Regions from separate parts of the Homo sapiens genome. Here region 2 is linked to region 1. A link is a contact called in ENCODE Hi-C or POLR2A ChIA-PET data. All regions are on one chromosome and are shown on one strand. The core of a region is the stretch at or near the end of the contact, and the rest is flanking DNA. Distances in the headings are between cores, read along the strand shown.

What was found. A loop is a pair of places that touch in the nucleus more often than their neighbours do. ChIA-PET counts read pairs that join two places held with the same protein, here RNA polymerase II (POLR2A). Pooled maps may share reads with other maps.
Region 2: a loop to region 1 is called in a pooled map, with 8 times the contacts of the local background. The contact joins the enhancer-like site here to the promoter of PDCD6-DT in region 1. A Hi-C loop is called at or near these places in 1 of 37 single-sample maps with no recorded cell type and 5 of 50 pooled maps. POLR2A ChIA-PET finds 5 or more read pairs at or near these places in 3 of 52 experiments (GM12878, activated B cell and activated T-cell).

What each region holds. Positions count from the first base shown.
Region 1 is chr5:270,274-275,638 of GRCh38, reverse strand. It overlaps PDCD6-DT (PDCD6 divergent transcript), which reads left to right and starts at 4,115. Exons shown (of 2, transcript NR_104613.1): 1 at 4,115-4,294. PDCD6 (programmed cell death 6) reads right to left here and starts at 3,993. Exons shown (of 6, transcript NM_013232.4): 1 at 3,818-3,993; 2 at 2,867-2,928. The coding sequence starts at 3,918. It overlaps PDCD6-AHRR (PDCD6-AHRR readthrough (NMD candidate)), which reads right to left and starts at 3,993. Exons shown (of 13, transcript NR_165163.2): 1 at 3,818-3,993; 2 at 2,867-2,928. RefSeq lists a silencer at 3,701-3,910 and enhancers at 4,201-4,290, 4,952-5,365.
Region 2 is chr5:541,813-547,968 of GRCh38, reverse strand. No RefSeq gene overlaps it. Among named protein-coding and RNA genes, the nearest start is that of MIR4456, 9.0 kb to the right of the region's middle. RefSeq lists an enhancer at 6,051-6,156. Within about 2 kb of position 3,813, at least 8 of the 41 ENCODE cell types and tissues checked have a DNase peak (open chromatin) inside an H3K27ac peak, as active enhancers do; they include GM12878, where a contact is called at or near this core.

The DNA.
Region 1 (5,365 bases), core at 2,866-5,365:
CGGTACAGCAAAATAAAGTAAATGTGAATCATATTGGTTGAGAAGAAAGTGAAGAGTCTAAGACTATGTCATAAAGTTTACTTCTACTCTAAACTCTCATTACTGGTGAGCCACCAACCTGACTTTAAATTTTCTAGCAGCTAAATTGAAGAGGAAAATGTCATCAGGTAAACGTTTATAAGATGCAAACAAAACAGAACGGCCACCACAGTTTCTGAGAACACGCGCAGCTCCAGGAGAAATGGGGTGGCCATTTCCTGGGGCTGCCCCGCAGCAGGTGTGTGAGCCCGAAAGCCAGCGTCTCTCAGGGTGAACAGTGACTACGGGCTTCATGGGGCCACATGCCCCCAGCACAAGCTGAGGAAATCTCCCAGGGCAATTCAGGCAACAGGGTCTCACAGTGTCGCCCAGGCTGGTCTCAAACTCCTGGGCTCAAGGGATCCCCCTGCCTCGGCCTCCCAAAGTGTTGGGAGGTCAGGCGTGAGCCACTGCACCTGGCCCTGCACTCACATTAGAGAAGAGGGCTTTGCATCCTGAAGGGCGGTGGGGCTTCATCCCACAGAGATGAAAGGCAGAGGAAGCTCAGAGCCCAAGGTAAAGGGGGGCGCCTAAGAAAAGTGACTCCATTGGGACCACGGTGAGAGGGTCCCGATACACAGCTTGGGTTAAGCCACTGATTTCAAAGTATCTCAGGAATGGTGGACTCAGCACCCATCAGGCAATTCTCTCAAGCAGTCTCCTGGTAGATATTTAGTAGCAGCTGAAATCAAGATTATGTTCTGATAGACACTTGCTGATGGTTAAAGAGCTATATACACTTTGAGGACCAGCTGAACTGGGGCAGGACTAACTCCCTCTGGTGAAAATACAGGAACCCAAACACACAAGTCAGAGCAGGAGGTGTCTCCCCCACCCCCAAACAATAATGCTGACCTTGGATTTGGGTTAAGTGCCTAGCCCAGCGTGTGAGTGTTGAGTAAGTGGAAACCATCATCACCATCATCAGGTAATGGAAAACCATCAAAGCTTTGAGCTGGCTTGTTAGCCAAGAATAGTACCAGTGTATTAGCTACTACTAATACTCACAGCTGACAATTACTGAGCACTTGCTCCGTGCCAGGAATCACGGAAACACCTCGCATGCATTTCCTCAATACTCCCTCCCAGTAACGGCGAGGACACAAAACTGGTAGAGCCAGGACTGGAATCCAGGCAGGCCCCAAAGCACTCCAGTGGAGCCTGCCAAGGTGGGCAGGCTACCATACTAATGCGGTCCAGTATTTGACCACCACTCCTATTTGAGCAAGTTTAACAGAAAACCTAAAACTAAACCTAAAATCTAAAAATTAGAGCAAATGCATAAAAAGCAGGCTGTTAAAATGGATCATAAATCTTGCATCACTCATTGGAAAACCACTCAAAATAAATGTCTCTGAAACATGGCCTCTGAGGAGGGCACTCCGTGTGGCTTGTATCACCCTGGTGACAAACCACTTGAACCTGGATGGTCATCTGACCATATTTAACAGGTGATGCACAGAGCCATTTGCATCCACTGTGGTCAACATTTAGGAAGTTTTAAGCTGAGATTTGCCAAATTGTAGCCTACTGGATTCCGGGTTCTCTTGACATCTCTTTCTAGTAGCCACGTCTTGCACTTCCCGAGTAAAAACGAACTGAGATGCAAATAAAAAAAAAAAAAACGAGGATTTAAGAATAATGAAAAGAGAAAAACCAAGAAAGCACAATCACTAGTGTAGAGATAACAGCATTTCTGAATTCCCTGAAAACAATCTATAGAAATGCATGTGAAATAATACACCAGCATCTGTGGCCCACACGCCACATATTAGGAACTGATGTCGTAATATAAGGTAAAAATGTTACTCTGAAAACACAAATCCTCACAAATCATTAGGCAGTAAGGCTGAATCCAGCACCCCCCCACCCACAGCGCAGTGAGGCAGTGTCTAGCAGCCGTAGTGCTCCCCGCGCCCCAGTTCAGTCTCTGGCAACTTCAGATACTTCCCACTAATAACAAGAAGCCTTTCAACATTTTCACAACATCTCAAAACTGACCCCTTTTCTAGCTTAAATGGCACGGATCTGGAAAAGCAAACTATACACAGAATCAGAAAAGATGACTGCCCCTGAGGGATTACAGAAAAAGTGGCAGTCAGGTTTCAATGAAGTAAAATGTGTCCAATGATAGCGGAGGGGAGGGGGATCAACTGAGCTGAAACTGGCAAGAACGTAATTCCAGGGAGCTCACAACACGCAAGGACCCGGATTTCCCGCTGCCTGAACGCCCAGTATTCGCACACTGATAAGAACACCTCCCCATAATCCCCTGGCCAGCGCCTCCAACACCCCCAATCCTTTCCCCAGGAACCCAGTCCCAGTTTCTGCAGTTCCTGTAACAGCCACATTCCCATACAAGGGCTGCCTGAGCTCCCCAAGCCCTCCAACAATCACCCCCCAGTGCCCTCGAAGGTCTATTCAGAGAAGTCACCAAGATGCAGTCACCCAGGAAATTCAAGGACCTCCAACTTACCAAAAGGCTTTCGGCTGTACAGAGCTAAGCTTCCTATTCCCCTCCTAAACCTACAATCTAGTTTTCATTTCTCAAGAAGCCTTTCCCTGTGCTCACGCACGCAGTTGTTAGCTGGCTCGGTGAGGCACTCCAAGCAGTAACAGCGGTAGCCACAAAATAAACCAGAAGCATCTCCACTACGAAGCAGTAATAACAATTTGTCCTAATGATTCCTTTGTCCTTGGAAAAACAACTTCAGAAAGTTATCCACTGTGAACAGGGCAGGCTCGCGGCTTCTTGGTCCGGAGACCCAGTTCCCACTGGCCCACTCACCGTTGGAGAGAGCTTGCTGAAGCTCGGTGTCTGATATCACTCCACTCCTGTCTTTATCGACCCTATAACATCAAGAAGACCAAATAAGCTGGCGATCGAAAGTTCAGGAAAAGCAAAACAAACGTCTTCTGTCAACCCTGCACCGACTCTGGAAGGCTCCCTCCTGGAACCTCCGCCTCTCCCGTCCCGCTGAGGAGTACAGCGGAATCAAGGAAGTGCCCCAGGAGCCGACGTCCAGTGTGGTCTTCCCCTAAGAGGACAATCATCTTCACCTCAATCCTTCCCTTCCTTCCTCTCCTGGCCTGTCTGAATTCCCATTTGCACCCGTTTCCCTTTTTCACAGACAAGACAAGATTCCCTCAGATAACTAAGCCATTCCCTGGCCATCAGTCACTACAGTTTCGGACATTCGGTGGAAAAGCGACCAGGGACAGAAGGCGCCGCCATAAAGGTCACCTGGCCCGAGCAGACGCCAGGTCGCTGCTTCTTCCTTGGCTGCTGACATTTTAACAGCGCCCAGGCAGTCTGTTTCCGCTTTCCCCAAACAAGCACCCTGGAGACCCTCCACCTGGCGGCTCTTGAGGCGAGAAAAAGGGCCTAGCCCAGGAGCCGGTGGCCGCGACCTCGGGTCTGCAGTGGCGCACTCTGCATCTTGGGAAGGGCCCGACGCACAGGACAGGGACCGGGCAGGAGGCAGGGGCGGCCCCAGGAGACCGGGCAGCGGACGGGGGAGACCGCGGGGGACCCGCCAGGGGACGGGGGCGGCCGCGTCGGCTGGGGCAGGGGTCGGGGGCGGCGGCAGGGGACGGGAGGGGGCCGCGGGGGACCCGACAGGGGACGGAGGAGGCCGCAGTAGAACCGGCAGGGAACGGGGTTGGTCGGGGGAGTCGGGACAGGGGTCGGGGCCGCCGCGGCGGAGGCGGGAGGTGCCCGGGCGGTGCCAGGCCGCACCTCTGGAAAACGTTCCACAGGAAGCTCTGGTCCGGCAGCGCCGCGCCTGCAGCAGGCCCAGGGCCGGCCCCAGGGCCGGGGCGGTAAGAGTAGGCGGCCATGGGCCAAGGCACGCGGCTGGGCTGAGGCGCCTGCAGCGACGAGAGACCTCTCAGGCCGACTCCGCTTCCGCCTCTGCCGGGGGCAGGGCCTGGCATTATCACCACTTCCGGGGGCGCAGGAAATGCGTGGTCTCCGGGATGGTCACGGGGTCCCGCGCAGCCAATCCCCTCGCAGCTAAGTTGCCAGGCAACGCCCTGGCGCCTGCGGGGAGGGCGGGGTCTGGGCGCCTGGAGGAAGCCAGAGCTTTGGCGCAGGCCGCCTGCGCGCTGTGCCAGGAAAGCGCTTGGAGAAAATGTCCGGCCCCGCGACCTGGGACAGGAAGTGATGGAGCACGGACTTAGTTTGCCTTTCAGTTCTTGTATAAATAGTTTTGAGGTGAATGTGATTTGCTAACAGTCGGAAACTCTGGGCGGGGCGCGGTAGCTCACACCTGTGATCCCTGCCCTTTGGGAGGCGGAGGCGGGCGGAGCTCTTGAGCCCAGCAGTTCGGACCAGCCTGGGCAGCATGGATAGACCCCATCCCTACAAAAATTACAAAAAGTAGTCGGGCGTGGTGGGCTCCTGTGGTCCCATCTACTCCGTGGGCTGAGGCGGGAGGATTGCCTGAGCCCGGGAGGTCAAGGCCGCAGGGAGCCGAGCTCACTGCACTACAGGGGTGGACAGCGAGACTCTGCCAAAAAAAAAAAAAAAAAAAAGAAAGCAAAAGCAGGCCGGGCGCGGTGGCTCACGCCTGTAATCCCAGCACTTTGGGAGGCCAAGGCCAGTGGATTACCTGAAGTCGGGAGTTCGAGACCAGCCTTGGCCAATTGGGAGACACCCCGTATCTACTAAAAATACAAAACTAACCGGGCGTGATGGTGCACACCTGTAATCCCAGCTACTCGGGAGGCTGAGGCAGGAGAATTGCTTGAAACCGGGAGGAGGAGGTTGCAGTGATCCGAGATCGGGCCATTGCACTCCAGGCCTGGGCAACAAGTGCAAAACTCTGTCTCAAAAAAAAAAAAAAAAAAAAGTCAAAACACAATTCGGGTGGGAAAGGCAGTGTGCAGCATTCTCGGTTGTCTGTTCCGCCCCCAAAAGCTTCCCTCCTTTAGGTTTAACCTGCGCCCCCGTGCTCTGCATCAGCGCGGCCCCTGACCCCGTGCAGCTGGAAACACTGCTGGGCCCCTTCACACCCCTGCCTGCTGGGCCCCTTCACACCCCGGTGGTGGTGCAGCCCTGCCTCCCGCAAGACAGCACTGCCTTCGTGCTGGACACAGTTCTAAGGTGGAGCCTGGAGTGCCTGTAGCACAAATCCCGGAATTGGGAAGTGCCCAGCTTTGGGCCACTGTGATCCCTGGGTCTTTCCCACGCGCGTAGTCTCGTGCCGCCTTCCACCCCGGTCCTGTGTCCTGTGCCCCGGTTCAGAATACTACAATTATTCTCATTATTTCATGGGGTTATTTC
Region 2 (6,156 bases), core at 2,564-5,063, 270 kb before region 1:
CCTATTTACTGTGCATTTCTGGCTACTGAGCACCAGCGAGTCGGCACCTGCAGAGACGGGAGGGAGGAGGTGCCACGTGCAGCATCCTGGTGAGGCTCTGCTCCCAGTGCGAGGCGGCCTGTTTGGGCAGAGCTGGACTCGTTTGCCTGCGCTAGGCAGACGCAGCATGAACCCACAGCGCACAGCCTATGTGGAATCCAGCACTGGCGGTTTGTCCTGCCACTGTCCAGCACGTCCAGCCCCCTTCTGGGCGGGAGGCTTGACACCAGCCCTGACACACAGCAGGCAGGTGAGGTGCCAGCTCCTGCATCCCCCCCACAGAGCCAGGGCTTCCTCCAACCTGGTGCCTCAGCGTCAGGCAAGCAAAGCAAAGGCAGCAGCAGGTGGGAGCCCCATCCCTGGCCAGCGAGCCCCACAAGCTGTGGGGTGGCCTCTCCTGCCTCAGTTATCTGGGAGCAGGGAGTGAGTGTCACAACAGCCTTGCATTGGATTCACGGTGGCAGGTGGCCCAGGGGTGGGCCGGTGTGGGAGGGTTGTCCTGGGCAGACCACACCCAAGGTCATGGGCCTGGCTGCCTGGCCCCTGTGGCCCTGACCATCTCCCGTGCCAAGACTCCCAGCGAAGGGGCAGTGGACCCAGGTCTGCAGCTTCTGAGGGCTGCACAGTTCGTACCCCCAGCCCCACCCTACCTGGACAGGCTGCAGCCCACTGGGTCTCTAGGAGGGGGCGGGCCTGCGATGAGGGTCCAGGGAAGAGCCATCCTTGGGCAGCTGCTCCTGAGGCCCCGGCACTGCCCTCGGTGCCCCCAGCACTCACCCTCTCCACTGCCCAGTCAGCCTGGCAGCCATTGTCTAGGCCTCCAGGCTACAGCCCCCACTTTGAAGCAACTCTGACTCCAAAGTGGCACGCCTTGTCCCTTGTTTAAAACTTGGACTCAGAGGGGTGAGGGTCCCTGCAGGGTGCACCTGGAGACCCTCTGAGTCCAAGTTTTAAACATGAGGCTTCCCAGTCCCCATCCTGGTCTTTGGACAGAGGCAGCAGCAGGTGGGAACCCCATTCCTGGCCATTCAAGCCCCACAAGCTGTGGGGTGGCCTCTCCTGCCTCAGTTATCCGGGAGCAGGAAGTGGGTGTCGCAACAGACATAATCAGGTGTCACAAAGTCCAAGCCCTGTAATTCTGTGAACTTTATTGGTAGGAGGGGCTGTCTCCCGAGCCGCTCGCCCCATCCTTAACCCGGTTTTGGCCCCAAGTATATGGCGCCCCAGCCGAGAACAAGGCCATTCAGGGATTAAGACAGCCAAGCCTCAGTCTCCAGTCGGGTAAAGGGCAAAGGACGGCAAAAGGCCATCCGGAGACCCCAGGGCTGGCCTCATAGGGCAGGGCAGCTGGTGTTGGGGTCACAGCCTGGCACTAGCACCACTTCTGAAAAAAGCTCCCGGGTGGCATGGTCATAGGACTGCCCAATGTCAGTGCTGGGACCACACAAGGACAGGTGTGACCTCGGGGTAGACTTTCCTCCTGATAAGCCCTGGCAGCTGCTCCAGACCCTGCAGGGACAAGCAAAGTCACTTTCCCTGACCTCCTCTTTCCCGGGCCTTCCCAGGGCTCCCAGAGCCACCGTGACCTGTAGGGGCCAGGACAGGAGGAGAGAAAGCTTGGGGCTGGAACAGGACCTAGCCTGCAGGGTAGCAGGTGCAATCCCAGGCTTCAGGGCTGGTTGTGCGGGGCTCTGCCCAGCGAGTGTGGTGGGCCAGGGTGGAGGCCCTGCCTGTGCTCCCTGCAGCCCCAGCAATCCCTCCTTGGACGCTGGCCTTGAGAAGAGCCAGGGAGGCTGCTGTGCTTTCAGCTGCTGGACCCTAGGGGAGCAAAACCCCATGGAAGAGCCTGTACGAGAAGAAGGCCTGAGACAGTTAAGTGACTGCTCTATGGAAGGCCCCAGCAAGGATGCTTCAGCAGGGTCCCATGAGCACCCAAGACCCACTTGCTGACACAGCACGGACACCCCCAGAGGCCATGGCAGAGTCAGCTTCCCTCTTCCCCCTCCACAAAGAGTTGGCCACATTCTGCAAAGTCAGTGGTCAGGGGCCCACTGTGGCCACCAGGAGCCTGCCGTCCGCCCTGTGGTATGTCCTGCAGCTCTCGACACCTCACAACCTCCAGCGGGCCTTGCCCACCCCATGGGAAGGGGCACCAGGATGCCTAAGGCCCCATAGAACTCAGGCCCTTGGCCACATCCAGCCTCTGGGCTCCATCCACTGAGGCGGTTGGCCCGTGCTGACCCACAGGTCATGGAGTCTCAGGCCTCAGGCCCTCAGTCCAGAAGGGGAGATGAGTCCGGCAGCATGTCCAGTGGAAAAGGGCCTCCAATTGGCTAGTTTAAGTGGCATTGACTAAGACCTGGCTAGCACTGGGCCCACAGGTCCCGGTAGGTCATCTGGTTGGGACCCCCACACCCAGCACTCCTATGTCCCACAGAGCTGCTTTTGTCACAGCACACACAGCTGCATTCATGCACAGACAGGTCCTCATGTGTCTGGAGTTTGTTCCTTCCGGTGGGTTCATGGTCTCGCTGACTTCAGGAATGAAGCCACGGACCCTTGCGGTGAGTGTTACAGCTCTTAAAGGTGGTGTGGACCCAAACAGTGAACAGCAGCAAGATTTATTGTGGAGAGGGAAAGAACATAGCTTCCACAGCATGGAAGGGGACCAGAGTAGGTTGCTGCTGCTGGCTGGGGGGTGGCCAGCTTTTGTTCCATTAGTTGTCACCACCCATGTCCTGCTGATTGGTCCATTTTACAGAGTGCTGATTCGAACATTTTACAGTGTGCTGATTGGTCCATTTTACAAACCTCTAGCTAGCTACAGAGTGCTGGTTGGTGCGTTTTTACAGAGCACTGATTGGTGCATTTTACAAACCTCTAGCTAGCTACAGAGTGCTGATTGGTGCATTTTACAATCCTCTTGTAAGACAGAAAAGTTCTTCAAGTCCCTACTCAACCCAGGAAGTCCAGCTGGCTTCGTCTCTCACTCAGAGACCCGGTGAGGAGACGCAGCTGAAGATGCCTGGGCAGGACCCGGGGCCGACCAGGCTTCTCAGAGCTGTCCTCAGCTGCTAATCCCCTCCAGTGGGTCAGGGAGTCCTGAGCAGCACAGGACCTGGAGGAAATACAGTGACAACCCCCTGGCCTGCAAGCAGGTGGCACGAGACAGGCACCCCAACATGGCCAGCAGGCGGGGACACCAGCTTCAGAGGCTTGGCCCCTCCAACCCACACCCCAAGAGCATTGGCCTCCCTGGTGGTCTCCTGGCCCTGTTTGGGTTTTGTGTCTCACCAGGCTCATGTGACACTTGGGACCCACCTCAGAGCCAAGCCAGACAAGGCCCCTGGGGAGCTTCAGGTCCCACAGCCTGACTGGAGGCAGGAAGGAGACCCCTGGGGGGCGTGCAGTGCCTTGAGTCCTACTGAGGGGATGCCTGGTGCGCAAAGGCCTGGCCCCGGCCCCTCAGCGTGTGAGAGCAGGAAGCTGCTGTGTCCTCGATGCCTCCTGTCCTGCTGTCCTCCTATCCCAAGGAATGGGCAGCCGGGCCCGGGGTGCTGTTTGTTCACTCTCGGGGACGAATGTGCCAGGCTCCACCTGTGAACCCACATCTGACCCAGCTCTCTGCTAGGGCAGCGCCTGCCCTCCCTACTCTGCCTGTGTGATTTTAAAGCCTATGAAAATTAAACAGGAAGTGGAAGTGGAAGTGAGACCAGCCCCTCCCACGGCCTCACGGGCAGAGCACTGGGCTGGGGCTTCGCGGCTGCGTTTACTTCCCCAAACCTTCACCTTCCTCCAATGAGCAAGGTTGGCTAAAGGTAATGCGGTCGTAAAATGATTTCCGGATCTTCTGAAATCCCCGACAGGAGCCTGTGGTCTGGAAAGCTGTTGCGCTGGCCTGGACCGTGGGCTTGGAGGATGGATGGGCTCCCACCCACGGTCCCATTTGCCAATTGTTCCTGGCAGTTAGTCACCCCCTGGCTGATGAGGACGTGGTAAACCACACGGGGTTGAGGAGAGGACGGAGCCTCGGCGTGACCTCGGGCCACCTCTGAGCCACTGAGGGATGCAGGGCCAGGCGGGGGTCACCACAGGTGATTTTTCCCAGTGTCTGTCCTGGACCCCTCACCCCAGGCTCCAGGCAACTCAGCCGTGGGCCCTGCCCAGAGCCCCCCAGGCTCCAAGGGCACTATAGCCTTTGTGGGCCAGAGCTGCTGTCCCAGGCGTGTGCTCAGGACCCTCAAAGACCTGGCTTTCCTGTCCTGCCATTGTCCTGGGGACCTCAAATGCCCACAGGGTGATGCCCCAGAACCCTTGCATCCTCCTCCATAGCCCAGCTCCCTCTGGCCTCCGCTGTAGCCTCAACCTCAGGCTCTTGGGTGTGTGGCTCCTGCCTGGGGCCCACTGAGCCCTCAGCTGCACCAGGCCTTGGGTGTCTCCAACTAAGCCCAGCACCAGCTCCGACACTGTTGTCCTATTTCCCCACTTTACCATCCTTGGGACCCCAGCATCCGGCCCTCAGCGGCTTTCCCCACTTTACCATCCTTGGGACCCCAGCATCCAGCCCCTCAGAGCTTTCCCCACTTTACCATTCTTGGGACCCCAGCATCCGGCCCCTCAGCGGCTTTCCCCACTTTACCATTCTTGGGACCCCAGCATCCAGGCCCTCAGCGGCTTTCCCCACTTTACCATTCTTGGGACCCCAGCATCCGGCCCCTCGAGTGGCGGCACCTTGGCTTCTGCTCAGCACTCTGCCAGTTCCCCTCCACGAGGCGGCTTGAGCACACTCACTGGACCCACCTGGCCCTGCAGCCCAGCCCTGGCCCCGGCTGCTGTGGTGCTGAGACCCTCCCCACCCGCCTGCAGCAGGCTCCTCCCCTGGACCTTCCTCCGCAGGTGACCCCAGACACATCAGGGCCCTCAGCTGACACCTTTCCATGTCCTCCGCAGGTCCCTGCACCCCGCACGCCCACCTGCCTCTCGCATGCTGGGGCCTCTGCCTGTCCCTCTGCCCTGATGGCTTTCATGTCACTGCCTAAGCACGTTCAGCGGTCCTCCACCGAGCACTAGAACACCAGACCCTCCCTCCCGCTGTCCCGCGCCTCTGCTTCCTGCTGCCAAAGCTTCCCCGTCGCACCCGAGCCCCTCGCACCTGGCTCTGCCATACGGAGCAGTCCTTGTCCCTGCAGCAGCGTCACCAAAGCCTTCCTCTTGATACAGCTGCTCCTTCTGGGGTCCAGGAGATTTGGCCTGAGGAGCTGGGATGTCACTTGTGGGGTCTGTGGGATACTCTGACCTGAGGTCTCCCAGACCCTCCCTGGGAGGATGACCCAGACCTCAGCTCCGAGGTCGAGGCCTGGTGCAGCTCAGGGCTCAGTGGGCCCCAGGCAGGAGCCACACACCCAAGCCCTGTGCACCCAAGCCTGAGAAGTGCCCTCGGCAGAAGGAAGGGCCCGTGGGGTCAGAGCCGGGCCACCCATGGGGCCTGTGCTCCCAGGGGACACACCGGGGCCACTGAGGGCTGTCAAGACAGGGCCTAGGCATGACCTTGGTGACAGTTTGTTACCTGAAAAAAAAAACAAAAACAAAAACAAAACTTTTCAAGAAAAGCACCTAAGAAGATGAAGTGGGAACGTCATGTGGTGGGCACGCCAGCTTTCAGAGACGCGGTGGGAACGTCAGCCTTTCAGAGATGCGGTGGGAACGTCAGCCTTTCAGAGACACGGTGGGCACCCCAGCTTTTCAGGGGCTTTTCAGGGTCGTCCTTGCCCTGCACGTGGGACCAGGACCGATGTTCACCTGCTGGAAACTTGGGTCTCAGCCAGTGCAGGCCCCTCCCATGCCCCAGAGATGGGAAAAGGGGCTTCTCCCGGACCTTGGGCTCCTTCGTCCTCTGCTCAGGGCTGGGAGCTGAGGTCGGTGCCTCAGATGCCCCACCTGCCCCTTCCACCTGAGAGCTTCAAACAGAGTGGACAGCACCGACTCCCACAGCACAGCCAGAGTCCTAGGAAGGCACCGCGGTTGTGCCATTTTCTCCCTGCCTCACTGAGGGCCTGTGCTTGAGCTTCTCACCAGCAGCCCCGTCCCTTGCCTGCAGCTGAGGGTGATGCTCCCTCC